Regions from separate parts of the Homo sapiens genome. Here regions 1 and 2 are each linked to region 3. Evidence: chromatin loops called from intact Hi-C (ENCODE). Cell type or tissue: heart right ventricle. All regions are shown on one strand.

What was found. Peaks named below come from ENCODE experiments on the same cell type or tissue, not always from the same donor. Only the 100,000 strongest peaks of a DNase experiment are listed, where the experiment ranks them.
Region 1: it touches region 3 in a loop (6-fold over the local background); 26 of 110 quality-filtered maps call a loop at or near these places.
Region 2: it touches region 3 in a loop (8-fold over the local background); 24 of 110 quality-filtered maps call a loop at or near these places.

What each region holds. Positions count from the first base shown.
Region 1 is chr1:33,370,622-33,375,621 of GRCh38, forward strand. It overlaps PHC2 (polyhomeotic homolog 2), which reads right to left. Exons shown (of 15, transcript NM_001385109.1): 2 at 4,745-4,972; 3 at 1,668-1,826; 4 at 396-473. The coding sequence starts at 4,918. Among named protein-coding and RNA genes, the nearest start is that of PHC2-AS1, 23 kb to the left of the region's middle. In heart right ventricle, no CTCF peak of the experiment used is centred here; no DNase peak of the experiment used is centred here; H3K27ac peaks cover 2,652 bases.
Region 2 is chr1:33,216,830-33,221,829 of GRCh38, forward strand. It overlaps a transcript of ZNF362 not described here. Among named protein-coding and RNA genes, the nearest start is that of ZNF362, 37 kb to the right of the region's middle. RefSeq lists enhancers at 2,579-3,179, 3,314-4,098. In heart right ventricle, a CTCF peak has its summit at 1,990 (motif pointing right); DNase peaks (open chromatin) are centred at 2,062 and 4,372; H3K27ac peaks cover 529 bases.
Region 3 is chr1:33,610,758-33,615,757 of GRCh38, forward strand. CSMD2 (CUB and Sushi multiple domains 2) reads right to left here. Exons shown (of 71, transcript NM_001281956.2): 40 at 3,747-3,863; 41 at 284-493. Among named protein-coding and RNA genes, the nearest start is that of ZSCAN20, 140 kb to the left of the region's middle. In heart right ventricle, CTCF peaks have their summits at 2,308 (motif pointing left) and 2,518; a DNase peak (open chromatin) is centred at 2,304; H3K27me3 peaks cover 720 bases.

The sequences.
Region 1 (5,000 bases), 240 kb before region 3:
TTCTGTTGGTGAGCTGTGTCCCCCTCATCCATTTCTTTCTCCCCCCTCTTTTGCTCCTTGGTTTATTCAGCCTCCTTCAGGAACGTCTGTGGTCCTTGGCTTTGGAGCAATCCCCCAGCCCTGTCCCATCTCTGACCTTGGTGCAGAGCTGCAGGGGGATCCCATGTTGAGAGAACTGAGCTATCCACAGAGAGCCCTGACACTGGGAGGATGACAGGGAGTTACTAACCTAAAGGTCAGTAAGAGACATGCCCTTTTCTTTTTCTTCCCGGTAAGGGCAATAGATTCCAGCCATGATGCTACATGGCCACGGATTCACCACAACTGGGTCTGGGAACTTGGGCATTTTGGTCCTGGGGCTGTGGACTCTGCTGCTGCTCCCCCATTCTACTCACCGAAGATGACTGGGCCGGGGCCTGCGCAGACACATTGCTGCCTGAAGTGCTTCCTTGTCTATTGGATACCAGGCTTGCCTAGGAAAGAACAAACTCCTCTTGCTAGAGTCCCAGACCTCCCCCAGTCACTCCTGGGCTCTCATCATCCACAGGAGGTGCTGCAGGCTGGTGTTAAGGACAACAGCCTCTGGAGGTCAGCCCCCAACCTGCCTCTATGTGGCCCACAGCAAGTATCCCGCCTCCTCTGTGAATAGGTGAGGATGCTAACAGTACCTGCCTGATAGGATTGCTGAGAGGACTGAATAAGGCAAGGCATTGCCACTGAGCACTCCAACTATTAGGCCACCGCCTTCGGTGTGTGGAGCCCTCCACTCCACCACTATCACACCCGGCCACCACCATCACACCCAGCCACCACCATCACACCTGGCCACCACCATCACACCCAGCCACCACCATCACACCTGGCCACCGCCATCACACCCGGCCACCGCCATCACACTTGGCCACTGCCATCACACCCAGCCACCGCCCCCCACAGAGAATTTGCAGACATGAGCTGGAGTGTCCAAACTGCCCTTCTCCCCATGGCCGGCTTCTCATCCTTCAAGTGTCAGCTCCAGTGTTACTCCAACAGACAGGCTTTTCCTGACCATGCAATGCAAGGCCGTCTACCTTGCCCTTCAGTCAGAACAATCTGTTCTTCTCTTTCATGGCGCTTATTGTAACTTAGAGATTTAAATATTTTGTTTCCTTGGCTATTCTGGTTCCTGTTTACTTGCTGTCTCCTATTGTAAGTGCCAAGAAGACAGGGTGCTCAGTATACCCAGTGCTTGATACAAACTTTGCATGCAGAAGGTACATAAAATGTTTTTCTGAATGGATAAATGAATGTGTTCTTCTCAGCTAAGGAGGAGAGAGAGCAACAATGGGCAGACAAGCTAAACAGGCAGTGCCCTTCGTTCACGAACGCTTCCCTGGAACCCACAGTCCTTTCCCTAGACCTGCGGTAAGGTGGTTAGGAGAGGGGCTCCCCGGCACTTCTTCCATGGGCTAGCATTCCGCCGCTATAGTCACTAGCTGCATGACCCTGGGCTCTGTCCTTCATCTGCCAAAAGGAGATAATGACAGTAGTGCTCGTGTCACAAGGACTTCTTTAGGTTGCAGGTAAGAGAAGGATGTGAAGCGCAGGTGCGGTGCCTGCTTCCTCTCCCTTTTGCTTCCACAACCAGGATGCCTGGCACCAGCCTCAAGGTCCTTCCCAAGTCTCACCTGCTGTACGGCTGCCAGGCTCTGGAGCTGGGCGCTGCTGAGGTGCTGCTGCTGGAGCGCCGCGGTCTGCAGCATGAGGTGCTGCTGCTGGGCGGCGTACATCTGCTGCAGGTACTGAGCGGCCGTGCTGGGCTGTCTGTGCAGGGCCTGCTGGATCACCTGAGAAGGGAGGGAGGGGGAAGAGCCAGGCTGGTAGCTGCCACACAGAACACCCCTTTGGCAGTAATGCCTTGCCCACCCCAGGTCTCTATAACTGCTCGGGAGACACCAAGATCTGTGACCACCACCACAGCCAATTGTGGCCACTCTCTAGGGCAGTGGGAGGACAGCTGTTCGCAGAGCTTCTTCATCATGTCTAACTTTGTCTATCTTGCCTCTCTCTGCAGCTCCTCCCCAGCACGGCCTGCTCCTGCATCAACTGCCTCGGTGAGGAGAATCAGAGCCGCACGCCAGTGCTTTAACCAACTCTTGGGCAGTAGGGAGGCTCAGGGAGACAGAAGGGTCTCCACCAGGCTTGTCAGGCACTCCTCTCCCTCTGTCACTCTGCAGCCTCAGATGAGAGTGAAGCTCAATAAGGCAGGGAAAAGAATGGGGGTGGAGGGAAGAGCCAAGTCAGCAGGGGGCCTACTCCAGCTTCAGCAACAGCCAGCCACAGGCAAACTTAGGTGGAGGCAATGCCTCCTTCTTGAGGCTGGGGCTGCAAGGCAGACTTGGGGCTGCTCCCCAGCTCTGCCCACAGCCTCTCAGAGTCCCATCAATCCCTTAGAATAAGGTTGTCTGGGCCTTACAGAGCAGGCCAGTGCCACAGGGACAGCACACTCCCCTTTTATTCTTTTTTTTGGAGGGGGGATGGAGTTTCGCTCTTGTTGCCCAGGCTGGAGTGCAATGGCGTGATCTCGGCTCACTGCAACCTCTGCCTCCCTAGTTCAAGTGATTCTCCTGCCTCAGCCTCCCAAGGAGCTGGAATTACAGGTGCCCGCCACCACACCTGGCTAATTTTTTTTGTATTTTTAGTAGAGACGGGGTTTTACCATGTTGGCCAGGCTGGTCTCGAACTCCTGACCTCAGGTAATCTACCCACCTCGGTCTCCCAAAGTGCTGGGATTACAGGCGTGAGCCACTGTGCCCGGCCCCCTTTAATTCTTTCCCTTCCTCTCTCTCTCCATCATTCCCTCTTTTTAGCTGCTGTCTCCCATTCCCTGGCCTTACTGCTTATTCCTTCTTTCCTGATGGGATTGGCCAATCTCCTGGAAAGGACAAAAGGCTGTCCTTTGATCCTCCCCATCCCCAGGAACAAAGAACAGCGAGTGCCTTTCCCCAGCCCTAAGATCCTCTGTCTTCTTCCTGTGAGTCCCAGAGACATTTCTCCTCCCTTCTCCCACTGGTCACCCTCCTGCCATCTCTTCCCAGTTGATGCCCTGCACTGGCCTTCACCAGGCTTCCCCCTATTTTCTACCCTTACCTCTGCTGAATCCCTGGCCACAGGCAGCTCCTGACCCTGGGCCCTGTCCCGGCGAGCAAGCCTTGCCAGAACGGGGCCCAGGGTCAGGTCAGGCTTTCCCCAGGTTGGTGTGACTTCTAGGGCTGACAGCTCTAGGACAAAACAGCCTCTGGCTCAGATTTGGGGTTCTGTAAAAACAGCCTGTTGTTATAGCAGATCCTCCGTGGGCTCTGGTGTCTCCCCAGACATCCCCATCCCAACTCTTCCACATGTTGCCCCCAGATTCCACTCCTCTGACGTGAACACCCCTCTCCGATACCCTGTTTTATTTTAACTCTATTCTTTTTCTCTCCTGCTCTCTCAGAATTATCTGTCTGTATTCCCTTTGCCTAGGCCTTTCTATTAGACTCCTGAAAGTGACCTCCCCAGCAGTCCAGCCCATGTAGTTGAGATCCTGTGACCCTTCCTCATGAGAAGATGTCAATGAAGGGAGACAGGAGGAGCCCAGGATGGTTCTGCATGCAACCTTGGGTGATTCCACTCGCCAGAACAGGACCCCAGACCCCCTTTTGCCTAGAATTGTGATGAGTGGCAGGAGTGGGTATATCTGAATGCCGTGGCTATAAATCAGAGCTAAGGTTCTCATGCATGATGGGCCAGGGCCAGGTGCTGGGGCTAGGGACAAGGGTAGGGGCAGGAAACATGGATTCACTAAGCACGAGGTAGAAATAAGTGGGAGAGGGAAGAGTCCAGGGTATCTGATGGCATCTTCTTTAACTTGGGTTTTCAGGCCCTCTTACTGTCTGTTGTGGGTTCTCCCTTGTTCCCTTATCTGGGCCTAAGTTCAAAGCAGGATGAGGTCACTTTTCTAGTATATCCAAACTGTAATAGCAAAGTCACTGGGAGTAAACACTTCTCAGCTGTGGTCTCTCTTTTCTGCCTGTATTATCCAGGAACCTCAAAAAAACATTGTAGTGATTAAGAACACAGGTCTGGGGTGAGAGGTTCAATTTTTTTGTCTTTACCTGAATGACCTTGAACAAGTTATTACCTTCTCTGAGCCCCAGTTTTCTCAACTACAGAATTGTGCCTAATAATAACCAAAAGGATAAGCGTGCAAAATGCTTAGTACCATGTCAGGCACACAGCAGATGGTAGTGCATGGCCCTGACTGCATTTAGGAGCAGTGAGCCGCCACCTGGAAGGCCTTCTGGATGACATTTGCCAACTGCTGCTTTAAGGGAGAAGGTAAAAAGCTGCAATGACAAAGGATTATTTGGGGGTTCTCTTTGGCTTTTGGTCTCTGAAAAACTGAGATGTGTTCTTCACCGGGCAATGGTCATTTAGAGAGTGGGTCTGGGTTGTGGCTGAGCAGCTCTTGGTCATGTATTATTTGTTATTGTTACTTGTCTGCCCTTTATACTTTCACACACGTGTCCTCCAAACTCCTTGATTGGGCCATTTTGCATCCTTCACCCCCTGTAACTATACACAAATGTGTATCTACGAACTCACTCCCATATGCCCGTTCTAGAGTCCACATCTAGATTATCCCACCAGACCATGCCAACACCTCCTCCTTGCTAGCCCTGGAGATGATTAAGGAGTATAATTCCCAGATCAATTAGACTCTTACCTGCACGGTCTGCCGGTCTGGAATACCACTGTACACAGAAATCTGGGGCCCGGTGGGGCGGCCACTTCCACCACTGCTGCTGTTGTTGCAGCCACTGCTGCTACTGGCCCCGCTGGTACTGCTGGTGGCACAGGCACTGCTAGATGTATGTGGGACTGGCAGCTCATTCTCCATGGCCTGCAGTGTGGCGCAGTCAGGGCGCTCGGATGGCAGAAGGGCAGGCAGATGCTAGGAGGGAAGAGGCAGAAGTGAATGT
Region 2 (5,000 bases), 390 kb before region 3:
GTGGCTGGAGGGGCTGGGCAAGGGCTGCAAATGGAGGGTGGGTTCACATCACTGAAGGCCTTGAATAAGGGCGGTGGGGAACCACAGAGAGCTTTTCCAAGCAGAGGCGACGCGTGGGAGTAGAGTTTTCAGGGAATCCCCCTAGGGTGGTGTAGAGAATGAATTGCTGAGGCGGTTCTGGAGGCAGGAAGACTGGGGATGGAGAGAGGCCACCATCCATCCCTTACAACCCAGCTTCCAGCTCAGCATCAGGAACAGGCACGTGGCACAAAGATGTTCCCAGGGAGCAATGACTTCCTGGCTCAGTGCTAAGGAGGCTAAATTGGAGATAATTGTACTCCCAGCAAATCAGTAACAGCACCATCTCAGTGGAAACCTGCTGCCTAACCTGATCTAACTTCTGACCTTCAGATCCACCTTATGAAGTGAGAGCAGTGAGGAAGGAGCCCTGGCCTAGGGTCTGAAGGCCTGGGTTTTGGTGCCCAATTCAGCACTAGCTCACTGTGTAACCTTGGCCAATTCCCTTGCCCAATCTGAGCCATGTAATCTGTCACTCCTGCCTCACACAGAGGGTGTTAGACCAGCAGGCGTTTTCCTCTCTGACCATCTAGGACTCATTCCAGGCAACTTTACACTGGGTCAGATGCAGCTCCAGATCTCTGCACCCCACCTTAATATCCCAACCACCAGCTTGCTGTCCTAGCAGGGCCACCCCCATCCTACCACTGGGCTCCCCCACCTGGGGAAGCAAGATCTTCTGACTGTTCTCTTTCTTCAGAATGAAAACAACTTTATTGTTTTCATTATTAAAATAATATAGACTCATTAAAAAGAAATTTAAACCATAAGAGAAGTATACAGGAGAAAGTAAAATTTAAGTGAAATCTTATTATACAAAGGTAGCCACCATTAAGATTTTGGTAACAGTCTTCCAAGATAACTCCTTATGTTCACACACACACACAAACACACACCCACAACTTTATGTAAACTGGATCATAGTATTTTAACTATGGTGCAATCTCAGTTTTTCACTCCATAATATGTCATGGATATCTATGTAAAAAATATATTTATCTTATTACTGTCAAAGTTTTACTTTGATTACATACTCACATACAAATATACAATTTACATAAATGTATAAACGTGATCAGCATGAACATGAGCAGAATCCAGTTACGTCTTTATTTTTAGTGGCTCCCTATTTTTCTCTATAGTCCATAGATGGACCATAAACACTGTAGCAGCAAACACCTTTAAACATATATTCTTTTGCATTTTTAGGATAAATTTCTAGATGCAGAACAGTTAGGTAGAAAAATGTAGGGGCTGGGCATGGCAGCTTATGCCTATAATCCAGCACTTTGGAAGGCCAAGGTGGGAGGATCACTCGAGTTCAGGAGTTCAAGATCAGCCTGGGCAACATAGGGAGATACTGCCTCTACAAAAAATTTAAAAATTAGCTGGGCATGGTGGTGTATGCCTATGGTCCACGCTACTTGAGAAACTGAGGCAGGAGGATGACTTGAGCCCTGGAGGTCGAGGCTGCAGTGCCCTGTGATTACACACACCACTGCACTCCAGCCTGGACCCTGTCTCAAAAAAAAATGTGAATATTAAAATTTTTGATATTGCCCTCCAAAAAGCTAGTACCAATCTCACTGCTACTGACAATACATGAATGCCTGTTTCTCAGCACTCTTTCTAAAAGAAGGCATTGTCAATTTGTAATCTAACAGGTGAACTTGTCATTATTGTTTTTATTATCATTTATTTGGTTATTAGTGAAATTGATCATCTGCTTATTGGCTATTTGGATGTTTTCTTTTGTGAAATGGCCTGTTTATGTCCTTTGTCTATTTTTTTCTGTTGGATTAAATTTGTTTGTTTCTTATTGCTTTTTAAGAACTCTTTGTATATTAGGGATTTAACCTTAACCCATCTGGTTTCTCAGGGTCCGTGGAGTTGGGCAATGTAGTCCCCTGTGAAGTCAGATTCCCAAGAGATTGGAACAGTTCTGCCTCTGGTCAGTGGAGGGCAGCAGTGGCAGCAACATTCACTTTCAGGCTGGACGCACAGGTCTGCCCAGGAGCTGGACATACACACACACACACACACACACACACACACACACACACACACACACACATACACCACCCCCTGCCCCCCCGCAAGAGACTTCCTTCCTTTCTCAGGAAGCCACTTGATTCACTGACCCTTAAGGGCCCCAAACACAAATTATTTCCCCTTAGTCTCTAGAGATAACCTCTAAACATTGAAGAGAATCAGGCTCTGAAGTTAGACTGGAGTTCAAAATCCAACTCTGTCATCTCCTGGCTGGGGGCTGGGTGTGACATTCATGACCTCTGTACCCTCAATTTCCCCATCTGTGAAATGGGTCCAGTGGTACCCACCTTCACTGGGTATGATGACGGTAAAGTGTACGGTTGGCGCTCAGTGAGTGTGAGCCCACAGTGGGCCTGCCCAGCCCACTTCCCAACCTCTGCCCGCCATTCATTCATCGGCGGACCAGAGACAAGTTGGCTCCTGCTGTCTCAAGCCTGCCCACATGTTTGATTAATTCTGTGTCTAAGAAAGATTCACTGGGTAGTATGGAGGGAGATTGCAGGGCAGGAGCCCAGCGAGGAAGGGGAGGACTCGTGAAGACCTAACCAGGTAGCATGGGCAGCAGGGCCCAACAGGAAGATATGGTGTTCCCAGGCAGAAAAGGCCAGCACATGGCCGTGGGTGAGATGTGCTGGCCAGGAGAGGGGTGAGACGGGGCATGCCCAGGTTTCCTATCTGAGGGACTGTGTGGACAGCCAAGGAGTAGGGGCAGTTTTGACATGGGGTAAGTTCTGCTTGAATTCTGCTGAGTTTGAGGTGCTGGAGGGACTTCCAGGATGCTTTCAGCAGTGGCAAATCACAGCTCTAGCCTGACCTCTCCCCATCTCTCACACCTGAAAAACCTGGGTCTATCCCTGCCCAGGGATCAGAGCTGCTCTAGACTAATTCAAGCCAAGGGAGGAAATTGTTTCTGTCCTTACTTCCTTTCCCGTCTTCCTCCTTGCTACCCCAACTCCCCCTAGATACCCTTTTCCAGCTCAGGGCCCCCTACTCCTCCCTTATACTGGGAACAAGGCATGGCCGAAGAGGCCCCTGGCTCAGAAGGGGAAACTGGAAAAATGGGTTTCTGATGGGCATGACTATGGCCTGGGGGTGGATGAATCATCAGAGCCAGCAGAGGGAGAGCGCAGTGGAGCAGAAGGTGAGTGCTGGGCCCAGGCCCCGGAGGCTGTGGGCTTTGTAGGGAAGGAAAGGTGGGCAGGGAAGGGGTTGTAAGGTCACAGGACTCTGCAGTGGGGGGTTTGGGGGCCTGTCCTGAGTTTCCCTCAATCTCCAATCTGGTGCCATGGCTAAGGCAGGATTATAGACTTCTATTCCATTGTTTTTATTAATAATGATAGCAATAACAGCTGTTTGTAGATTGCTTACCATATGCTGGGCCTCCTGCTAAACTCTTTACAAGCATTACATCCTCTAACCCTCAGTTACCTTGTGATTGATCTCCACTTTAAGATGTGGACGCAGAAGCTCAGAGAGGTTAAGCCACTTGTCCTAGGCCACACTGAGGAGTCAGGGAGTCAGGGCAGAGCCATCTGTTTGTCCCCAGTTCCTTCAAACCCACCCCCCTACAGTCATGTTGGACTATGTCATGCACCCACCAGAAGGTGCCTCTGTGGGTGTGGAGGCGCCATCTGTGGCTGATTTGTCCTGAGGGCAGGCCTCAGGAGTCTGTCTGGCTTGCAGCATCGCAGGCCTGGGTTCTACCACTGCCCAGCCAGGCCTGACTATGACTTGGGTGAGTTCCTTTTGCTCTCTGGTCCTCAGTTTCCCCATCTGTCCAACAGTGTTTTCCAACATGGGGTCCCAGGAACCCAGAGTCTTTGGAGCTATAATCTGGGTGAAGCAACCCAGCGGGTGTGGGTACATTCAGCCACCGTTAGGTCACCCTATAGCCATGGTTCTCCTAATGCCACGAATTCTGGGCAAGTTCTTTGAATTTGTGGGTTTCGTAGGGAGGAAAGGAATGAAACTGGTTGATGCTCTGTGGGGAATGTGGAAGGGTGTGGCCCATCAGATTGACAGGGCAAGGGTCAGCAGAAAGAGGGTGGCAGGGCTCCTTGGGGTTCCTTAAAGTTGTGCTGTTCTGTGAAGAAGAGACAGGGCCATGTGTGTATGTGAAGGGTGGTGCTGGGGGGCGGGGTGCCGACCATCAGCCCGAGGCGTGGAGGGCAAGACCCGGTGTTTCTCTCCTAACCCTGGGATTGGCAGTGGGTGGTGGGTGTGGCTTCTGGAATCCTATCAATCCCTCCGGAATGTAAGAGGCTTAAGCAAACCCCAGCCGCAGGCAGAGGAGTGAGGTACGGGCCAGGACCTGTCCTGACTGTGGGTGGGGATCCTGGGAAGGGCCCCCATCAGGCAGGCTTGGGCTGAAGCCAGGTTTGGGGTGGGCCTGCCCAAGGAAACTGCACAGTGAGTTTCAGGCACCCCTGTCCCAAACTGGCTTTTCCTCCCTGCTGCCAGGAACCAGTCCAGCCTCACTCCTCCACACCCACATCACCAAGATTATACCCACAGGGTTGCTGCCGTCTTTGTATATCCATAGTTTTCAAAACATAGAGTGCCCAAACTATACCAGGCATTTCTCATCAAGATCTTATTTAATCCTCACAGCTTGCGCAAGTATATATTTGTAATCACTAGTTTTTACATAAGGAAAATAAGTCTCAGAGAGGTTAAGTGAGCTGTCCAAGGTCAAGCAACTACTAAATGTCAGAGCCAGGTACTGGCTCATTCCAAAGACAATTCATTTTTCATTTCACTAAGCTGGTGTTTCAGAGGGAGTAAGAACTGGTCCTTAACTTTAAGGTGTGTCTGATCTGTTCCTAGAGGGTTAAACAGATGGATAATCTCACCCAGCATGAACGATGGGG
Region 3 (5,000 bases):
AGGCACAGATGGGCCACTTGCCCAGGGACAGCTGTACAGAGTGGGAGCCTCAGAGGGTGCTGTTGGGCCTGCCACTCTTGAAAAGGCTGTGGGAGAACTTAAGCTGACAAATGGGGTCCGGAGAGATCTGCCACCAAAAGGAAGCTTCCCTGACTGGGCCTGCCACCGCAACCCACCCCTTATGGTGTTCTGTTTTCCCCCACATGGAAGGCTGGGAAGGTGGGTGGCTGGGGCAAGAGATGGAGATAGACAGAGAAGCAAAGGCGGTGCTCCTTGTCCTTACCCTGATACTCCAGCTTGAATCCTGGCCGATTCTGGGAGTGGTCGCTGTGGAAATACACGGTGGTCTCGTGGGACGTGGAGAGGAGGGAGCTTGGAAGCTCGCTTCCACTGAATCTTCCCATCATGCGGCTGGTCTCATAGGGGCCATTCCGGATTTCTATGTAGTCGTGGTTGGGCTCGGTGGAGAAGTTCAGGAACTGGATGTGAGCTCCTGGGAGCAAGACAGAGGCAGACAGTGCCCAAAGCAACACAGTCCTGCCTCAAGTGTGCTGCCTCATGAAAGCAGCTCCTGCCAGAGCCATGAGTCCCTGCTACTGATTTCCCACCCAGCCAAGGCTCCTAGAACTGGCTTTGGGAATTGCCCGTCCAGCCAAGTCTCTTGTCTTTGACAGGGCTGAACTTAAAAGTGTATTATTCATTCAAAAATAAAGGCATCAGTCATTTCAGAGCTCCACTGGAGTTCATTTTATTTTGTTGAAAACAAAGTTCAGGGTCAACACTTGTTTAAATTTATGATTCATATGTCCAATATCAGCATAAAGATAGTTTTGCTAGAATAAACTTTTCATTTAAAAATAACACCCCCAATACTTAATCAAAAGACAAGACCTTCAATACTGCTGTTTTCTAGAACTCTTATGATAATTCAGAAACGTAGGGCTTAGAAGTATACATTGTCCCCTCTGTTCCATAAAGAAGCCAAATAAAGTTTCTACTTTGGGATCTTAGTGAGTTAATCAAGACATTCTAGCAACCTGACAGGTTAAATAAATCTAATTAAGTTCTTAATGTACATAGTAATATACTCTTTCAAGAACGAAGGTGGGAACATTTATGTTTGTTTACTGATAAGATTTTTCAAAATTAGATCACCATGGAAAATGTTATTGAAGAAATATATTTACTGAGCATAGGAAAAAGCCCATATTGCATTGATAATTGTAAAAATCAGATGACAAATAGTATGCTGTATACAATTCTAATTTTTGTATTATAAAACATGGAAGAATATTAATTTGCCTGCTAGGAATATTTGCTGGGCATTTGCTGTACATCAGGGCTGTGCTAGGCATTGTACAGGATGAGCAAGATCAAGAAGGTCCTTGTCTTCATGAGACTTACATGGTAACGCTGGGAGACTAAGCCATTAGTGATTATCGCTGCACGATGAGATTATAGATGGATTTTCATTTTTAAAATTGGCTTATCTGTGCTATCAAATAAGCTCAGAATAAGCACGAGTATAATTCTTTTTGCATCTGATCATTTAAAGAATAAAATAAAGACTCGACACTTAATGTTGAAGATCTTTCATCTCCTGCCCTGTTCCATTCCTTTCCTGCCCTCCACAGAAGCAATCACATGAATTTGGAAGCTATCCTTCCAGTTCATGGTTTTGGATTCTTAAATATGTATCTGGGTTTATGTGTTTTCAAGATTTACATAAATGATATTATACTGTACATACAGTTTTTTACATAATATTGTGTTTTTCAAGGTCTATCCATGTTAATATACAAAAATATAGTTCATTCATTTTAACTGCATGTTAATTCCATTTTATGAATTATCCAACCATACAGTTCACTCCCCAACTCATGAACATGCAGATTGTTTCCAAGTTGCAGATAATTTTGTGATGGTTTTTTTTTTTTTTTTTGAGACAGAGTCTTGTTCGGTCGCCCGGGCTGGAGTGCAGTGGCACGATCTTGGCTCACTGCAAGCTCCGCCTCCCGGGTTCACACCATTCTCCTGCCTCAGCCTCCCAAGTAGCTGGGACTACAGGCACCCGCCACCAGGCCCAGCTAATTTTTTGTATTTTAGTAGAGACGGGTTTTCACCGTGTTAGGCTGTGATGACATCTTTGTATACATTATCTGAGGAGCCTGTGCTTTCCATTCCACTGCCCAGGCATCGTCCCCTCATATAGGAGCCCTGCGGGCTGCAGGCCCACAGAAGGGGCTCTTTAAGGATGGCGGAATTTCTGACTTGAACTCCAAGGAAAGAACTGGACTGTGACCGCCATCTAGTGGAGCAGCATGTAGCTGCAGCAGCTCTTTACACGCTGAGACCAGGTACCAAGTTAGGGACCTCGGCAGAATCCAACATTAACTTGAAAGCAAGGGATCCCGGGCCTTTGCAACTGGACCCAGCAGTAGCTTCTTCCCTGAAACCTGAATTAGCACCCAGAATTTAGAGGTGAAAATGGTGGCTGAACATAAGGACTTACAGGGAAAGCCACCTCATTCAAACTTCTGTTTGCCTTTGGATGTTGCCCTCCCCACCTTCTATCATCTTGGTTCTGCCTCAAGACTGGATGCAGAGGTACAGGGTCTCCCAGATCCTCTTAATGTCTCAAAGTCTGGAGTCTCCTAAGACTGCCGAGGGCGTCATCGCTTTGCTCCCAGTTTCCTTCAGAAGATGGTACTGAACACCCAGTTTCCTTCAGAAGATGGTACTGAACAGAAAATAACATCTTTCAGAGGGCCACCAAGCTCTCTCCTCCCCTCCAACCGGATTTAGAGAAGGCCAGTTAGACTGCTTTCTCCCAAAAGCCCCTTCCCTAATCTCTAATCACACTCCAGGCTGAATAATGAAGGATAAAATGGGAGATCTTCATTTCTGAGGCTCACAGACTGGCATTCAGGGCTATGCAGGCATAATCCCCTTGGGACATTTCATTCCTAGAAGCAGTGCAATGGCTTGGGCAAGATGACCCGTGCGTACGGCCCATCAGTTCCATGTCAGCACAAAGCCCTCATCCCTTCAACAGAGACATTTGGGTTAAATGATATTCCCAGTGCATAATATGTGGATCACCAGCAATTACATTTTGTACCCACACTGATGTCCTCCACACCCTGACAACCTCCCATGCCTAGCATACTCCAGCTCCAAAAACAAAACAAAACAAAAATAACCCCCCAAAACCAAAAAAACAACCTTCCCAGTCTCTAGGCCAGCTAGAATGTGCATACGAAGAAGAATGCAAACTCGATTTCTCATTGATTTGGCTCAATTTAATTAGGATGATAAATTAGACACTGGGGTTAAAAGTACAACTTGAGGTCCAGTCTCTGTACGACAGATTTCCGCCCCACCCCCGCCTTTTTTTTTAAGTCCCTGAGTAATTTATTTTTATTTTTTATTTTTAATATCAAGTGATACAGTGTTAGTTAGGTATAATCCGAGTAATTTCTCATTCCACATTCCTGGATTTTAGTTTATGGCTCAAATAATAATAATGGCAACCCCTAAGATTTTTCTCCCCCCTATATGTTAATCTCTGCCATTCTTAATTGGTCTTCACAATTGTACAAGAGGTCAACAGATGAGAAAACAGAGAGGCAGAGTACTAAACAGACTTGGCCCAAGTTTGTGCTAAGAGATTTTGGCGGACAGTAGTTTTAAGCTCAAGGGTCTGGGCTTGAAGCCTGTCTCCTCTGGGGGCTGCAGAGACTTACCAAAGCCCACGGGCAGTGCTATTTTCCAGGAGCAGTCCATGTTACTGGGGTAGTTGCCTGGGAAGCCGGGGCTCAGGATCACCCCCTCCATCTCCTCCACTGTTCCCCCACACTGTGCTGTGACAATGAGATGAGACAGAGGGTCAGGACAACATCAAGGGGTGTACAGGGCCCTGCCAATGTTTGGAAGCTCCCTTCAAGCAGCAGTTTTTAAGCTTTCATGAGTCATATAGCCCCTTGAGAATCCAAAGGAATCTTCTTAAAAGACTAAGCCCACGGGCAACATTCAATATGTACATTCAGGAAGGGAGGTACATTCTAGGACAGCCTAAAAGTCCACAAACCCAAGTTATGGACTCTTGACCTTGAACATGCCCTTCACAGGTCAGTTCCCTGGTGAGGATGTCCAGGAAAAGTGAGGAAGTTCTGTGCCAAAAGAAGTCCAACCATTTCTTACCGTATCCCCCAAATCTCCCTCTCCTCACTGCCCAATCTACTCTTTCAAGACTGCAGAAAAAGGATGAAGGAAGGGGACTGGCATGCATCAAGTCCCCACTCTGTGCCCGGCACCATGCCAGGCTCTTCTCAAATATATATTTCAGGGGGCAGGGTGGGCGGCAGGGGAGGCTCACCACGAGCCCATCCTCAGAAAAGTGACGGTGATCAGCATCCCACAGGAGCCAACCACCAGGCTGTCTGAGTGACCCAGGGGCTTAGGGACATCTGATATGCCAATCAAGGTGAATTCAGAGTCATCTGAGGATGCAGGGCTGGGGCACCCCTGCAGTCTGGTCAGTTGACATCAGTTCTTTTCTTTTGCATCTTATTAGGAAAAGGTTGTGTGAACAGAAAGGGGCTAGCCAGTCTTAGAGACCCAGGGAAAGGATCATAGAACAGGGATTGGCAGGTCCAGGCAAGTGCTTTCTGGGGAGAGGACAGCTTGGCAAACAGACCCGAAAACAGTGCAGAGTAGGCTCCAGCCTCGACTGCCTGTGTCACAATCCCACCTTCACTTCCGATGGGACCGTGGGCAAGTTCAAAACCCTCCAGAACTCGGTTTCCCACAACTGTAAAATGGAACTAGTGACAGCACCCTTCTAATGGGGTTGTTGTGAGGTCATATCAGAAAGGACTGCATTTACTTGGGACAAGGCTGGCACATGTTGTAAACCCCTAATGAACAGCAGCTGCCGTTAAATGAATGGTTTCCATAGCAAGGTCTTTGTAGTCTCTAATGGGGGAAAGTGCCTTGGG